Linked DNA regions of Homo sapiens: region 2 is linked to region 1. A link is an interaction called in ENCODE POLR2A ChIA-PET data of the cell type or tissue named here. Cell type or tissue: CD4-positive, alpha-beta T cell. All regions are shown on one strand. Each heading gives the region's core, and the rest is flanking DNA. Links, peaks and the distances in the headings are about the cores only.

Region 1 (2,898 bases), core at 276-2,775:
GCTCAAGTAGGAGGGGAGGGGCTGGCAGTCCAGGTGGGCGGGATACCTGCCTCCTGAGGGGGGCAGGGAGGGACAGCTATGAGCTGCCACATGGAGGACCTGGAGCTGGCTTCAAAAGACCCAGGCTCTGGGCCCAACTAGCCCTACAGCTTCTTTGCCCCCTTGGACCTCAGCTTCCTCCTCCATAAAATGGGCGCACTCCCTCACCGGAGCCTCACACTCACGGAGCTCCTGGAACACTCAGTGAGAAGCTGAGTTTGGATTTAACAAAGCTCTTCAGTGGCCTAACACTATGAAGAAGCACTTCACAGAGGCAGAAGAGGTGGAGGGGCAGGGGTCCATGGAAGACCCCAGGGTAGGGGATGGTAGGGTGAGCAGAAGTTTGTGAAAACATCCAGAAACACAGACTTGTCTCCAAGGCTTTGGCCAAACCTTAACTAGCCTCAGCCTACTTTCCCTGCTGCCTTTAGTGCTTTGGGCCAGATGAGGAAAGAGACAGGATTCATCTTTTAGGGTGTGGCCGAGAAAAGGAACTGATTCCCCACATCTTTCTATTAGAATGTGTGGGGACCATTCTCCTCCCTCCCTGCCCTGAGTGTGAGAGGGGACCCCCAGCATCTGCTCACCTAAGACCAGCCCCCAAAAGACACTGCTAAGAGCCCTTCCCCCACCTCCCCCACACCAGTGCTTACTTCTGAGACAGTGTCCCAGGAGGCTGAAGGGGCTGCGTCCACATCTGGACACAGCCACACCCTAGGGTTTCACTTTCAGTTTGAGCGGAGCCTACGTCTCAGTCCACCTGCCCATCTCTCCCTATGGCCTAGCCCTTCAAGCCCCAGGGTACCCCTGAACTTGGACATCAATCCCAGTCTCAGGCCAGCCCCACAGGCTTTCCTCAGCCCGATGGGCCCAGAAGCTGAGCCTGTCCCCCAGCCCCCACTCCCCCATCCATCTCCCTGCCACCTGCCCACCTCTATATGGTCTCAACCTTAGTTGTAGTGTTCTCGGCACATATCCAAACACAATCAATTTTACCTCCTTTTTTAAACTTTGGCATATAGATTTTCTGGGGCTCTTATAAGCAATTCCAGGCTTACAGGAGATCTATGAGGAGACCCAGCCCCAGGATCAGGTGCTGAGGACCCAAAGAGCTAACAGCTTCTCCCATCAGAGTTCAAGGGTCCCCACAGCTGGGACAAGGGCAAGCAGGGTGGAAGCCACTACCTATATCATCCAGGCTGGTAGGAGGAAAACAACACCGACAACAGTAACAATAACAAACGCTCCCCAGACACTTTTTTTCACTCAGAATTAATCTCTCAATCCCAAACACTGGGTGCTAGGTGCCGTTCTAAGCACTTTACATCAAAACTCATTTAAACCTCAACAAGCCTACAAAATAGATACTGTTATAATCCCTATTTCACAAATGGGAAACTGAGACTCAAGGAGGTTAAGGTGCTTGCCCAGGGTGGCCTCGGTGGCAAGCTAGCAAGGAAGACCCGGCTTCCTCCAAAGAAGGAGCAGCCGGGGAATGGGAAATGTGGGTCCTGGCCCCCAGGGGTCTTCTGCAGACAGCCTGGCCCAGATCCCCCATCTGAGGAACCAGGAACAGCCAGCTCCACTTCCTGCCACCCAGCGCCCCACGCTTCCTGTTGTTGCCCACACAGAGCTCTTACTCACTGGGGAACCCCCCCACCAGCACACCCTCTCTCAGGGGGAAGTGGAGGCCTCCCCTCCCCCTCCCATGTGCACACTGCTACCGTTAGCACCATCGCTGCCCCACCCTCCAGGAGAGGTAGGCCCTCCCTCCAGCGGTTTCCGGCCACCAGGCAGTTTTCGGTCTGGGCCCCACTGCTGGTGACCTGCATAACGGTGGGGAGGTTGCCTGGCCCTCACTAGCTAAGGATCTGGGGCTCCTGGGGAGTGCACAGTAACCTTGGGTGCTCTTGGTAGTGGAGGTGGAGGGAGGGGACAGGCAGGGTCTGGGCTCCCTCCGCTAAATGGGCCCTGAGATGGAGAGGACCAGATCAGCTCCAGCTTTATCCCCTTTCTCACAGTGGAGGGGGGTTACTGAGCATCTGCTCTGTGTCAGGCACTGTGCGAAGTCCTCTATTTCACCCTCTCGACAATCCTAGGAGGCCAGCAGATGCCATTATTATTCTCTTTTTACAGGTGAGGGAAACTACAGCTCAGAGAAGTTAAGTAACTTGTCCAGGGCCATGCAGGTAGTGACAAAAATGAATCTCAACCCCCAAACATCATGACCCCAAAGCTCAGGAAACGTCCCTGCCTTTCCCATAAGTAACCCCTGTCCCCTCAAAGGCCCCCCAAGCCACCTTCCAGGGCTCCATGTTCCCAGGAAAAAGGCAGAGGTAGCCCTGAGAGCACCTGCTTCTACCCGTCTCACCCAGCTCTCTGCCAGTCAGCCCCAGATGTCACTGTGAATCATGCCCACCACATCCGTGGCTTTCCAGGGTTAGTATGTGCCAGCCCTGCCTGCTGGGAATGTCACCCCTCCCCTCTGCCCAGCCCAACATCAGACCACATGGCCACATCCCCCCGGAGATCCTCTGTCCTGCAAATGGCAGGCATAAGGCCTGAGCGACCCCATGGCTCCAGGTCCCCACACTTCATCTGCCCTGTCCCGGAGGTGGGAGTGGCCAGGGGGCAGTGCCTCAGTTGCAGTCCCTCCTGCCCTTTACTGCCAGCCCCAGAAGGGAAGGGCCCCAGCTGCAAGCAGGACTCCAGGCCCACACCCAACATGGGGCCATCCTGACCTCCCCACACAGCCTGGCCAGGCACCCAGGCCTCTGGGCACAAGCCAAGAGCACCCATCAGGCAAATTCCTCTCCACTGCTACTGGATGCCAGCATGGCTTTTGGCCTCACGTACACC
Region 2 (2,898 bases), core at 234-2,733, 180 kb before region 1:
TCTCCACCCAGCTCCTCCCTGGTGGCTCAGAGTTTCTGGCCTCTCTGGAATTTACAGAGGCTATTCCTGTCTCTGAGGCCTGGTTGCATAACCCTTGGTGACCTGTCATATGCACGCACACGTGTGTAGTGTGTGTGTGTGTGTGTGTGTGTGAGTCCTCATCCCTGGCCTCAGGGTGGGGACAGAGAGATGGGTCAGGTGTGTGATAAGCATGAGGCCTCCAGCCTTCTGTGATTCCTGCTGTCCTCCACCCTGATAGCGAGGAGGGGATTAGTCTACCCCTGGGGTCTGGGCTTCTGAGTCGGGTACAGGGGATGGGACACTGGTATGAGAGCTTTTGTGGGCAGAGCAGGGCATGGGGCCCAGTCTTGCTCCTAGTGTGATCTCTACAAGTGTCTCGTGCCCCACATTCACACTGTGCCTGGCTCTGCTTGGGGTCCTTGTCCCCAGCCCACAGTGGGTACAGGAGAAGAGGGGCTGAGAGACATGGCAGGGGAGAAAAAGAGATCCAGGGTGGGGGCCAGAGGAGGAAGAATGGGCCTAGAGTGGAAGGGTGGGGGTCAGAGCCTGACCAGGAAAGGAGGTGGACTTCAGCAGGGGTGGGCTGGTGGGCTTAGTGCTGCCTGGCCCTTAAGCCTGGGGAGGAAGCACTTCTAAGGGAGGAGGGAAGACAAGATGGACCCATGGGCTCAGAGGAGGGGCTGTAACTTCTTACTCAGGGCATGTGTCCACTGTGCGTGGCTGGGGTCTGTCATCCCCACACGAGGGGGTGAAGGGAAGAGAGGCCAGGAAGAAGATTTAACCTTCCTCCTGGAAGAAGCTGGTGCCTGGCCCTCTTCTCTGGGTCCTTAGAGAGGAGGGGACAGGCACGGGCATACTTGTACACGTATGTGGACACGCAAGTGAGAGTGGGCACATGTGGGCATGCAGGCGTGGGAGGGCATATGCATCTTGGTGACCGAGTCTGGAGGAGACAGACCCAGGTGGTCAGGCGGGCAGATAGTGATGTGGTCAGAATCCTTCCTGTCCTCCTCGGGGCTGGCACAGTCCAGATGCCAGCTCCCTGTGATATCACATCTGCCCAGACCCCTTCCTCTTTGGGAACTCTTCCCCTCCCCCCCACAAGCTTCCTCTTTCCCATTACACCCTCCCTGGGCCTAGAGGGAGTGGACAACCACTCATTGTCCTGTTTCCGCCCCAGGAGCCACTCCAGGCCAGCCCAGGCCCCCAGCACTCAGCGCCCCCTCTGCCCACCCTGTCTGTGCAAGCGCGCCCCTCCCCCACAGGCTCAGCCGTGATTCTCTCTGTGCAGTTCATGCTGTGGCTGGGTCTGGCCGTGATCTTCCTCTGTGCAGCCCACACCATGGCTATGTCTGGGCCTCGGATGCGGCTCACTGGTCATTAGAGCACTGAGTGGGGCAGCCAGCAGTGTTTCTAGAAGCATAAAAATACCCTCAACCTGAGGCCCCTCCACCCCACCCGCCCCAACTCAGGCAGCACTTCCGCAGCCCTGACAGGAAATGGGCTGGAGTCTCAGCCTCCCGCCATCTCGGCAACTTCTTGTTTCCCTGTTGCCCTGTGCCAGCACTGGGGTAGTGCCCCTGGGCTCTACCCCCAAAACCTTCCCAGGGCTCTGTCCCGGCAGTTCAGAGGGGCCAGGATGGTGGACATAATCGCCAAAGTGACCAGGAGGCAGAGTCGAGCCTTGCCGGCACAGGTAGGGGATGCTGGGGTCAAGGGGTGCCCGGTGGGCCTCTACCACAAGCCCTGTTAGGAGCTGGGTGAGCTGGGGCTTAGAGCAGGGAGCCTCTTGGAAGTTGGGGCTCATACTTCCTTTTCTCTTTCCTTCTCGGAGGCCCTGCCCATCCAAGAGGTGGTCAGCTTGGGGCAAGAGTGGCAGGGCTGCCACCTGCTTGTGGACAGGGGAGGGAACTGGAGATAAGGGGTGAACCACTGTAAGGCAGTACCAGGGGGCTGGGCAGCCTGGAGCCTGAGAGCCAGGTCCCTCTTGGCTCCTCCTCTGGCCTGAGGTCGGAAGGCCACTTCTTGTCTCTAGGATGCGACCCAAGAGCCATTGATCCCGTAGTCAGGCCCCTGCTTATGAGCTGCATCTGGGTCTTGTCTGGGCCTCCATGAACAGGAGCAAGGAGGAGGGTAGGGGTGGCAGGCGCCTGTAACTCCTTGAAGGCCAGAGGATGTGGAGGGCGTGACTGCACCTGGCCCCAGGAGCTGGTTAGAACCCAGCTGAGGCTCTGCCAGGAGAGGAGAGCATCTCTATCTCAGCACTGTGCAGGGTCTGCCGAGAGTTCCAGAGTTTGAAGGGGCCTGAAGGACACTGCAGTTCAACACCCACCACAGGGCTATGGCTTCCCTAACAGGGAGTAGACTCTGCTCAGTCACCTCCAGTGAGGGCCCCTCACTACCTCCAGAAGCAGCCTGTGTCTCTGGCAGCCCTAGTCCTCAGAATGCTTCCTTCAGAGGAATGCTGCTGTGCCCCTGCAGCATGATACCCCATCTTCTCTTCCTTGTGACAGCCCTGTCATGCTGGGGACCTAAACTTCTACCTCCGAAATCTCCTCTGTACCTGCTGGGGACATTCCTTCGTGTGAGGACCCCATCAGCCTCACTGGCCTGGGACTCCTCGTGGACCCAGAGCCATGGCCCACAGCCTGCCAAGTAGAAATTCCTGCTCCAAAGAGCCTGTTCCTTATCAGCTCATCCACCCCTGGTGGAGCCTTTCAACTCCTGCCCCAGTGCGTTCAGCTGGGAGGATGGGAGGTGTGTCTGGTTCCTCTGCCTTCCTCTCCCCGCTGCTTCCATCCTGCCCTCCCCAGGAATCTCCTGGTTTCTGTGGCTCCGACCCTCCTCCTCAGAAAGCTCAAGCTCATTCCAGGCTCT

The links. Peaks named below come from ENCODE experiments on the same cell type or tissue, not always from the same donor. Only the 100,000 strongest peaks of a DNase experiment are listed, where the experiment ranks them.
Region 2: POLR2A ChIA-PET joins it to region 1 with 10 read pairs; 7 of 35 experiments call an interaction of 5 or more read pairs at or near these places.

What each region holds. Positions count from the first base shown.
Region 1 is chr17:45,225,118-45,228,015 of GRCh38, reverse strand. The region is part of intron 1 of FMNL1 (formin like 1); the gene reads right to left. Among named protein-coding and RNA genes, the nearest start is that of FMNL1, 4.7 kb to the right of the region's middle. RefSeq lists an enhancer at 1,537-1,756. In CD4-positive, alpha-beta T cell, for the core only: no CTCF peak of the experiment used is centred there; DNase peaks (open chromatin) are centred at 675, 1,725 and 2,455; H3K4me3 peaks cover 2,500 bases; H3K27ac peaks cover 2,500 bases.
Region 2 is chr17:45,409,051-45,411,948 of GRCh38, reverse strand. All of the region lies in intron 4 of ARHGAP27 (Rho GTPase activating protein 27), which reads left to right. Among named protein-coding and RNA genes, the nearest start is that of ARHGAP27, 22 kb to the left of the region's middle. RefSeq lists an enhancer at 1-323. In CD4-positive, alpha-beta T cell, for the core only: no CTCF peak of the experiment used is centred there; a DNase peak (open chromatin) is centred at 1,518; H3K4me3 peaks cover 2,177 bases; H3K27ac peaks cover 2,500 bases.